2 separate regions of the Homo sapiens genome follow, and region 2 is linked to region 1. The links are chromatin contacts, found by Hi-C or POLR2A ChIA-PET in ENCODE. All regions are on one chromosome and are shown on one strand. The core of a region is the stretch at or near the end of the contact, and the rest is flanking DNA. Distances in the headings are between cores, read along the strand shown.

What was found. Hi-C counts contacts between places; a loop is a spot of excess contacts on that map. ChIA-PET counts read pairs that join two places held with the same protein, here RNA polymerase II (POLR2A). Pooled maps may share reads with other maps.
Region 2: a loop to region 1 is called in a map with no recorded cell type, with 2.8 times the contacts of the local background. The contact joins two enhancer-like sites. A Hi-C loop is called at or near these places in 61 of 168 maps with a recorded cell type or tissue (CD4-positive, alpha-beta T cell, CD4-positive, alpha-beta memory T cell, CD8-positive, alpha-beta T cell and 34 more), 12 of 37 single-sample maps with no recorded cell type and 39 of 50 pooled maps. POLR2A ChIA-PET finds 5 or more read pairs at or near these places in 24 of 52 experiments (A549, AG04450, B cell and 18 more).

What each region holds. Positions count from the first base shown.
Region 1 is chr3:16,288,050-16,293,202 of GRCh38, forward strand. The region is part of intron 5 of OXNAD1 (oxidoreductase NAD binding domain containing 1); the gene reads left to right. Among named protein-coding and RNA genes, the nearest start is that of OXNAD1, 25 kb to the left of the region's middle. Within about 2 kb of position 2,747, at least 7 of the 41 ENCODE cell types and tissues checked have a DNase peak (open chromatin) inside an H3K27ac peak, as active enhancers do; they include B cell and OCI-LY7, where a contact is called at or near this core.
Region 2 is chr3:16,501,914-16,507,066 of GRCh38, forward strand. All of the region lies in intron 1 of RFTN1 (raftlin, lipid raft linker 1), which reads right to left. Among named protein-coding and RNA genes, the nearest start is that of RFTN1, 9.2 kb to the right of the region's middle. Within about 2 kb of position 2,523, at least 3 of the 41 ENCODE cell types and tissues checked have a DNase peak (open chromatin) inside an H3K27ac peak, as active enhancers do; they include B cell and OCI-LY7, where a contact is called at or near this core.

The DNA.
Region 1 (5,153 bases), core at 1,497-3,996:
TTTACCCTTACCATTGATTTATGGTTCTAGGGGTTGTGAGTTCCTTTTGATATTTGACCTTATGGTCACAGAATGGCCATTTTGCTGAGGTTGGCGGTGTCTGTCCCTTCCATGCTGTTGCTTGAATGGCTTTGTGCTCTAGGCTGTCTCAGACCATCAGCTTGGTAGTAACAGCCATGTGGTACTTTGGAGAAGAGGGCAAGGATTAGGGATAGGAAGTGAGGATGTGGCTGCCATGCAGTTTGTGTAGGTAGGATTATCAGACTGGAGAGCTGCTAGAAATCAAGGAGAGGGTTGCTGTTGGGCTTATCTTTGGGGTAAGAGATTGGGCCGTGATTCCACATCTCTGAATTTTTGACCAGTGGCTTCCTCTGACACCTACCAAACTCTGAGAATGAGGTTCCAGGCACAACTCTAACTAAATAAATGAATGTTGTCTGTGACTAGCTGGAGCTTTGGCCACAGATCCCCATGTAGACACCTTCAGCATAGATCAGATATAGGCCTCAAGGGGCTCTTTTTGCACTACACTGTATTCTTACTGGGCCTTGCAGAGAGGGCTGGTTCCTGTAGCAATAAACCAGTTCCAAGAACTGTAGCAATCCAATCCCGAGAGAAAGGCCAAAGGCAGAACCACCTCAAAACATCTCTCACATGAGCAGGGTTGAACTTCTTGGTTCATCTTACTAGTAGGCCTACCACTTGCTAGCTCCTTGGTGAGGCCTGCCCTTGACCAGAATTCCTCCTCCCTTGGGGTGGAAAGCTTGGCACTCACTCTTGGGTCTGGAGCATGCCACCACTGGTCCTCACACAGTGTGCAGCTGCCCTGAGTTTCTAGATTCACATTTGGCTGTGGTGCTCACTGCCTGCCTCTGGCATTGGTTATGCTACTGTGGGTAGCAGTGTATTGTCGCCTAGTGCCCTGGAGACTGCTCAGCTCACATGCTTGCTTTCTACCAGCCAGCTCTGTGATGTGGTCAGTTTCCTTATTTGTCTGGGCTTCAGTTCTCATATCTTCAAAGAGGGAGCAGTAGTATTCCTACGTTTTGGGATATTTAAAGTGTTTAGCATAATGCCTACTGTTAACTTCATTTGTTTGATTTTAGCTTTTGTTATTGCTAATAAGTATTTCATTCAGTTAGATCATATGTGCTGATAAGGCCCAGGGGACAGATTCCAATTCTTATCTCCTTGGTCAGTTTCCCTGCACTGAAGCTGTTGATTGGAAGAGTGGCAGGCCAGGCAGGAGTGGGGGCTTATCACCACCATGTCACCACTGATGCCCCAGTCAGTACTCAATCCACACTTGGCTGGGTATAGCTTGCCTCCTGAGGGGAAGTAAGGCCAAAGCATTTTCACAGAGTGGAGGGAATTCCTGGTCCTAGTGTGTCTGACTTTCTACAAGATAACATAAGTTTAGATGCTAGAAAGCAACTTTGAGCCCTGCTGAGAGAAAGAGGACACCAAGAAGAAACACTGGAGGAGCAAGATTAGAGAAATAAGACTTTATACCTACCCTTGAGCAGGGCTGCCACACTGTAGATAGATAATATCCTTGCAACCTACACAAGCATGTGTGGCAGCCCTGATTCTCACAGGACTGCACATAACATAGCACTGTATTCCTTGGCATCTTTTTCAAACTGTGTCCTCCCCCATTACTCATCTGGTAAGCATTGTGTGTCTTTTAAGACTGTTTAAAGGGCATCTCTTCTGTGAAGTCTTTCTTAATTCCTGTACTCCTGGTAGAATTGACTCCTCCTTCCTCTGCCTTGCCTCGCTACGCTAAGCAGATTTTATCATTGCCCATTTAATTGTATGTATTTGTTAATTTTCCTCCTCTTAGAGTGGGTTCATTGAGGGCAGCAACTAAGACATATGTGCATCTTTGTACCTCCAGCAAGTACCACAGTGCCTGTATATGGTAGGCAGGTGCTCTCTTAGATGTTTGCATTAAGTGAATGAGTGAGGGGCTCTGAGAACTGTAGGCAAGGACTAAAGAGTTCTGGGATCTCATAGTATAGCTGCTGTGTGCTTGGCACTGGGGCTCCCTTTGTGGACAGGACCTGGCTGCCTGGTGTGTCATGGTTGGATGTGGACATCCACTGCTTCACCGCGCACCTAGGCTCCTTCTGCATACACTCACTCATTGGGTATATAGTAAGGGCTTTAACTCATGGCTCCAAGAGTGCTCATCCTGCAAAGGACATTTTTAAAGGTGTGTGTTTAAGGTATAATTCTTTCTTGGACAGATGTTTTATGAAATATGTATTGTGCATATTTTCTTAAATCCATTCAGATGAAGTTTTTATGTAACTTAAATTCTTCTGTATTTTTTAATGAAGGAGTCCTTTTTTTCCAAAGGTAGCTTTCCAGAGTTACTAGAGAAGAGGGTTGGTTCCCTTTCATTCAACTGAGAGAATGGCCTTCATCAGCATTGAGCAGCAGAGGGCACTGTAGTTCAGGAGATGAAGCAGCAAAAGTAGCTTATTAATGTATTTATTTTTTAAACATGGAAATAATGGAGATTTTTGTATACCTCCTCTGTGATAGCATATAGCAACTGTGTTAACAAATGCTAACGATAGTCTTTTAAATTTTTATCTTGTCAGAAATGAAAAGAAAGTTAAAGTACTCATGGAAAAGAGTCAAGTGAAAATAGGTTAAAGTTGGCCAAAGACCTTTTCTGGAGCACTTCCAATCCAGAACTGGTTTTTAAACACTTATAATAAATGACTGGAAATGTAAGGCCATAGACTGCAGGAGAATATTTTTTTAAGGTCATAGATCAGATTAGAGAACATCTTTTGCTTTTCTTTTAGGCCTGTATGTAGGTAAGCAACTGGGGAAGGATGATACTTTTTGCTCTTGTGATGGCTGTGAAACACCTAGATTGGATGTTTATGTTTCCCAGATATGGGGATGAGAATTTTTTGTGGTTCTGTGTTCCAATACATTTTTCTTGGTATGTGACTAGGTTTATTGCATTTCCTAGAATCCTCACCAAAAAAGGGTTTCTGTGGCATAGAATTATTGAAAGCTTGAAACCCAGGAGTTCTAGACTACAGGATGTGGTTAGAAGAAAAGAAGGAAACGTTAAGACTTGTGTAACTCAGAGGCCATATCGGCCTATTAAGTCTGTCAAATACTAGTGGGAGAGTTTTTGTTGCTTTTCTTGACCCTTTTTTCATACTTTTTAAAACTTAAAAAGACTGTTATGTTGAGATATATTCATATAAAATTCAAACATTTAAAGTGTACAATTCAGAGGTTTTAGTATATTAACAGAGTTGTGCAGCTATCAGCACAATCACATTTAGAACATTTTTATCCCAGAAAGAAACTCTGTAATGATTCTTATTCATTCCCTATCCTCCTGCCCGGCTTAGATGACCACTAATCTATTTTGTCTCTATGGATTTGTCTCTTATAGACATTTTATACCAGCAGAATCATACAATACAGTGTGTGGTCTTTTTGTGATTGGCTTCTTTCACTTAACATGATTTCAGGGTTCATCTATGTTGTAGCCTGTATCAGTACTTCATTCCATTGTATGGATATGCCACATTTTGTTTATATCTTCATTAGCTGATGGACATTTACATTGTTTCCACTTTGGGGCTATTGTGAATAATGCTGCCATGAACATTCATGTACAAGTTTTTGAGTGAACATACAGTTTCACCTGTCTTAGGTCTAAACCTAGGCATGGAATTGTTGGGTCATATGCTAACTAACTAACATTTTCAGGCACTATTAAATTGTTTTCTAGAGTGGCTGTGCCATTTTACATTCCCACCAGCAATGTATAAATGTTCCAATTTCTCCAGACCCTAACACTATTGTTTGTCTCTTTGATTATAGCCATCCACGTGGGTGTGAACTGCCAGCTCATTATGATTTTGACTTACATTGCCCTAATGACTATTGATGTTGAACATCTCTTCATGTGCTTATTAGCCATTTATATGTCTTCTTTGAAGAAATATTAATTTAAAGTATTTTGTCAGTTTTTTATTTGGTTGTCTCTTTATTACTGAGTTGTAAGAGTTCTTTATATAATCTGAATACAAGAACCTTAATATTAATAGATATATTATTTAAAAATATTTTTCCCATTATGTAGATTGTCTTCTTAACTTTTTTTTTTTTTTTTTGAAATGGAGTCTCACTCTGTCGCCCAGGCTGGAGCGCAGTGGCACGATCTCGATTCAGTGCTACCTCTGCTCCTGGGTTCGAGTGATTCTCCTACCTCAGCCTCCCAAGTAGCTGGGACTACAGGTGCATCTGCCACCATGCCCAGCTAATTTTTTTATTTTTAGTAGATACGGGGTTTTACCATGTTGGCCAAGCTGGTCTCGAACTCCTGACCTCAGGTGATCCACCCACCTCGGCCTCCCAAAGTGCTGGGATTTGTATAGGCATGAGCCACTGTGCCTGGCCCTGACTTTCTTGATGATAACATTTGTAGCACAGAGTTTTAAATTTTGATGAAATCTGTTTCTCTATTTTTTTTCCAACCCTTTTGGTTTGGGGTCATATCTAAGAAGCCATTGCCATGAAGTCTTACTCCTGTGTTTTATTCTAAGAGTTTATAATTTTAGCTCTTACATTTAAGTTTCTGCTCTGTTTTGACTTAATTTTTGTATATGTTGTGAAATAGGGGTCCAAATTCATTCTTTGTATGTGGTTATTCAGTTCTCCCAGTGCCACTGTTGAGTAGACTGTTCTTTTGCCATTAAATTGCTTTGGCAGCCTTGTCTAAAATCAATTCACCATGAATTTAAGGCTTTATTTCTGGACATTCCGTTCTTTTCCATTGATCTACATGTCTGTCCTTATGTCAGTACAACAGCATTTTCATTACTGTAGCTTTGTAGTAACTTTTGAAATCAGGACCTGTGAGTCCTACAAATGTAAACTTCTTTTTCAAGATTGTTTTGATGATTATGGGTTCCTCAAATTTCCATATGAATTTTATGATCAACTTGTCAATTTCTACAATGAAAACACCTGGGGTTTTAGTAAGTATTGCATTGAATCTGTGGATCAATTTGAGGAGTATTGCCATCTTAGCAATATTTAAGTCTGCCATGCCATGAACATGGAATATGCTTCCATTTACTTAGATCTTTAATTTTTTTCCAATG
Region 2 (5,153 bases), core at 1,273-3,772, 210 kb after region 1:
TATATCAAACTGTATTAACGGTTTATATGGTACCACTTTTTAAAAGTGCCTGTGTATTTGTTTATAAAATCCATACTTTTGAAAAACTGGCAGTTCATAAACCACCTGTTAGCAGAACTTTTTTCTGAGTCATGACACTATGGGCTACATTTTCAAGTTTTCTTTGTTGAGCATGCATTATTTTCATGGTTGAAAACAATAAGAACACTTTGGGAGGCCAAGGCAGGTGAATCACTTGAGCCCAGGAGTTCAAGACTAGCCTGGGCAACATGGCAAGACTCTGTCTCTACAAAAAAATTTAAAAAAGAAATTAGCTGGACATGGCAGGTCCCAGCTACTCGGGAGGCTGAAGAGGGAACATTGCTTGAGCCTAGGATGTTGAGGCTGCAGTGAGCCATGATCTCGCCACTGCATGATTGTGCCACTGCACGCTACTGCCCAGCCTGGGCAACGGAGTGAGACCTTGTCTCAAAAAAAAAAAAAAAAGAAAGAAAGAAAAGAAAAGAAAACAATAAGGATATCACAGCCAGCCTCCAGGACGACCCTCAGTGATCCTCCTGGTATTCACACCCTTGTGTGGTCCCCTCCCACAGTGAATAGGGCTGACCTGTGTAACCAGAAGGATATGGTGGAAATGAGTGTGATTTCCCAGGCTACTTTATAGGAAACATTGTGGGTTCTACCTCGCTCTCCTAGATCTCTCGTTCTGGGGGAAGCCAGCTGCCATGTTGTGAGGACACTCTATCAGCAGGATGAAGTTCCACTGCAGGGCAACGAGGCCTCCTGCCAACAGTCAGCACTAACTCAGCACCCATGTGGAAGTAGATCCTACAGCCTTCAGCCCGGCCAACATCCTCACTGCAACCTCATGAGAGACCCTAAGTCAGAAGCACTCAGTTAGGCCATTTCTGGATTCCCGACTCAGAGAAACCATGCAAGATAACATGTTTGTTGTTTTAAGCCTCCAGGTTTTAGGGCAATTTACCACCCATCAATAGATAATTAATCCAGGCAGTTCATGTTAACAGAAGTCTTGCTCCTATATGAGAAGTGGCATTGTGGAGTGGTTGAGAGCTGACTCTTCAGCGGCCAAGTTTTGGTGTAATTTGTTACACAATAAAAGATACCTAATAGGAGTGGTGTTTGCATTATAAGAAGAAAACACTTGCTTACCCCCACTCCTCCAACTCCCACACCTACCACCATCTCAGTCTGTCTCAGGAGGGGTCTGAACCTGAGTCCATCTCTGCTCTGCTGCTCTCCAGCCACCCTTCGCTAAAAATAGCTCCCACTCAGAACCTGCTACTCAACATGTGGACCTCAGACCAGCAGCAGCATCCAGGATCTTGTTAAAAATGCAGGATCCCAGGCCCCATCCCAGACCTGCTGAATCAGAATCTGTATTTGAGCAATAAATGATCCCTTAAAGTTTGACTCACAGTACAGTTTGAGAAACCCTGAGCTGTGGCAGTGGCTCTTAATCTTGACTGCACTTTGGAACCATCTGGAGAGCTGTTAAAAGCCCTGATGCTCAGGCATTTAGGGGTGGGGCCAGAGCACCATTATTTTTAAAACCCCCAAGTGATGCTAACATGCAGCCAGGGTTGAGCATCAGTGCTCTAGGAGCAAACCCAGTCTTTTCCCACTCCTAGCCCTCTCCAATCTCCTAATAGCCAGGACTCAGCAGGGCCCAGGATCTCTCCTACACCCTCACCTCCAGGACTGAGAACCACAGTTCAGAGCTCAGCCATACGGATCTGCTTAGTTCCACATCCCTCAATCTCTTGAATCTCTTTCTACCTCAGACACCCCTTCCCAGTCTCCTCTGCCATCCTCCCAGGCAAGCACAGGCACCTCCTACATTTCTGTCCTCCTCCATCCTCTTGCCTCACTTTTCCAAAATTATTTTAATTATAAACCACTTCAAACATATGGAAAAGTACAGAAAATGAGATGTCCATGGATCCACCACCTGGATTTCACAAGTGCTTACATTTTTACCTTATTTGCTTCAGATAGTTTATTTTTGGATAAATAGACATCTTGGACACAGTCCTCATGCCATTCCCTGTCTCCCTATCTTTCTATCCCTGCGTGTACTCTTTTACAATCTATATATAACACCCAGAACAACATATGGCAGAGATTCTGAGGATTTCTCCGTTCACAGTGCCCTTAGTTTCTCTGTACATTTTTTAATGGCATGCCCTAGACTAAAAAAAAAATACCCAATAGTTCGTTTTATTAAGTAGTTAGGTCCAAACAACTTAATACTTATTCACAGCCTAACAACAGCAGCCTTTCAGAAAAATAGCACACATAAACTGAAAGAAGAAATATTTTTTCTTTCATTCTTAACTAACCACAATTACTTGCTAATGGGATGTGTGCATCTGTTGGACACTGAGCAACTTCTCAAAACTTGGAACCACACTGAACACCACCACCCTCATTTTCAGTTCCACACTGATTTTCTTAGCAACTACCCAAAATGTAGCTTGTAAAGATATGACATCATCAAGAGTAATATGGTACTGTCAGATGTTGATATTGTGAAGTGCCTCAAGCTAGTAGTTAGCGTGGTATCTGACAGATGTTAAGTATTGCTGCATTTCCCTCAAAGATGTGAAATATCCCTTGGCCACCCTGTGCCTTTGCTGCAGTGCCTTGCGGTATCTTAGCACAGAATTTGGGAACCACCAATACATAGTATTATGTATGCTCAAAAAAGTTACTTACATGCTATTGTCTCTCCCTTAGCACTCACACTCCCTCTCTTGCCCTAACTTGACCTGCTCCAGGCAAGAGCTCCCCAGTTCCCTTCCCAGCCTGCCTGTCTTCTCTCCAGCTCCAGGCAGACATCTCCAAGAACTGTTTCAACATCTCCACCTGGAACTTTCTCTCTTCACCTGAGACTTTCTCAGCACTTCTGGAAGAATATGCCCCACAGAATGCAGCACCTTGCCCAACAAGCTTGCTCTTCCTCCTGCATTTCTCGTCTCTGGGTGGTACCACTGCCCTCCCAACATCCAGGCCCAAAACCCCAGTATCAGCCTGCTCCCGCCACCATCCTCACCCTGACATTGGCCCATCCAGAGCTGGTGGATGCTATCCATTCCTCCACTTTATTCTCCAAACCAATCTGCCATCGCAACAGCTACCAACGCTTTCCTGGAATCTGCCTCCCCCTCATCCATCTAATTCCTATCTCCAGCTTTTCCCACATTAACCATTTTACACCACACAAGTGGCTCAAAGAGCATAATCACATCTGCTGTGCAGCTTGGAGTCCTCAGCCTCAATCTCCCTCCATCCTCCCTCCTTTCCAGTCCTACCTCCCATTGTTTCCTTTCACAGTTGACCCTAGAGTGAAGTCAGGCTAAGCTACTGCAATCTTTTGTACACCCTCAGAACTCTCCAGGCACCACCCTTTTCCTCCAGTGGACCTCCACCTGACATTCCTTTCCCGTACCTCTCATCTTCTCTATTAGTCAGGGTTCTCCAGAGAAACAAAACCAGTCAGATGTGTGTGTGTGTGTACCCAGATAGAGAGAGACAAATAGAGGTATTTATTATAAGGAATTAGCTCATGAAATTGGGGGGCTGACAAGTTTAAAATCTTCAGGGCAGGCCAGAAGGCTGGAAACCCAGAGAATAGTTGATGTTGCAATCTTGAATCCAAAGGCGGTCTGGAGTCAGAGTTCCTTCTTGTGGATCTCAGTATTTTTTCTTAAGGCTTTCAACTGAATGGATGAGGTCCACCCACATGATGGAGGGTGATCTGCTTTACTCCAAGTCTTCTGATTTCAAAGTTCATCATGCCTAAAAAATAACTCACAGCAATACCCAGACTGGTGTTTGGCCAAAAACTAGGCACCGTAGCCTAGGAAAAAATGACATAAAATTAACCATCACACTCCTTCAAGGCTGAGCTCTAACAGGATTGCCACTCTAGGCCATTGATTCATCCAATAAATAAGTAATGAGCACTTACTATGTGCAAGGCCCTGTTCTAAATGCCAGTGATACCAAAGTAAAACAAAAGAGATTCACACAATAAAAGAGCACGCCTGCCCTCATGGACCTTACCTTCAGAAGCCGAGAAACAGGCAATAGACAAACAAATAAAAATAATACACAAAATCCCATTTTTAAAGTATGCCAACTAGAAAACAACAATGCAGGGGGGAGGGATAGCAATCACAGGAGGAGGTATAGTGTTTTAAATACGGGGATTGGGAAAGGCCACACCCAGAAGGTGACGTTTAAGCAAAATCATGAGGAAGGCCACAGAGCGAGCCATGGGATAAGGGGGAGGGTGGGCTAGGCAAGGCAGTGGCAGGTGCAAACAAGCTGGGGTGTGGGGCCCCTGGGAGGCTGAGCAGACCTCAGGGTGAAGTCAAACAGGGCTGGGGAGACAGAGCGTAGGCCTGGCCGGGCCGTGAGCACTTCAGCTTTACCCTGACTGAGTTGGAAGCCTCTGGAAGGTTTCGAGCTGAAAGAAGACATCAATTACTCTGGCCATGACTGACCATGACAGCAGGGAACCCAGATGACAGTAAGTAGAGGTGTGAGCAGTGGTCAAATTCTGTATATGTTTTGAAGGCAGAAAACAGGATTGACTGATGATTTGGAAAAAGGGGATGAGCAAAAGAGGGCATCCAAGACACCTCTAGGGTTGGTCACCAGCACCTGCAAGGCTGGAGTGGCCATCTTCTGAGATGGGTAGAAGAAGCCAGGAGTTAGCCATGTTAACTCCACCCAAGCAGAGGTATGCAGTAGGCCGCTGGATGTACCATTTCGAGTTCAGAGGAGAGCTCCACAGCTCTTGGTAATGCCTCATCTCCCTACATGACAGTAAATTTCTGGAAGGCAGCAAGCGGGTCTTCTTCATCCCCAACAGCAGCTATTCCAATGCCCTGCCCATAACAGATGCACAATAAATACCTACTTAGCAGCATCTTTCGGGAATAGGAAAGACACTTATCTGGTACAGGATGGTAAAGGGCATTTGGAATATTCCATCTGTGGCTCTCAAATTCACTTTCTTAACAGTACAGCACAGGGGTTGGTCATACAGGCTCTGGAACCAGACTGACTAGGTTCAAATCCTGCTGCCCTTATTTCCTACCTGTGTGACCTCAAGGAAGCCA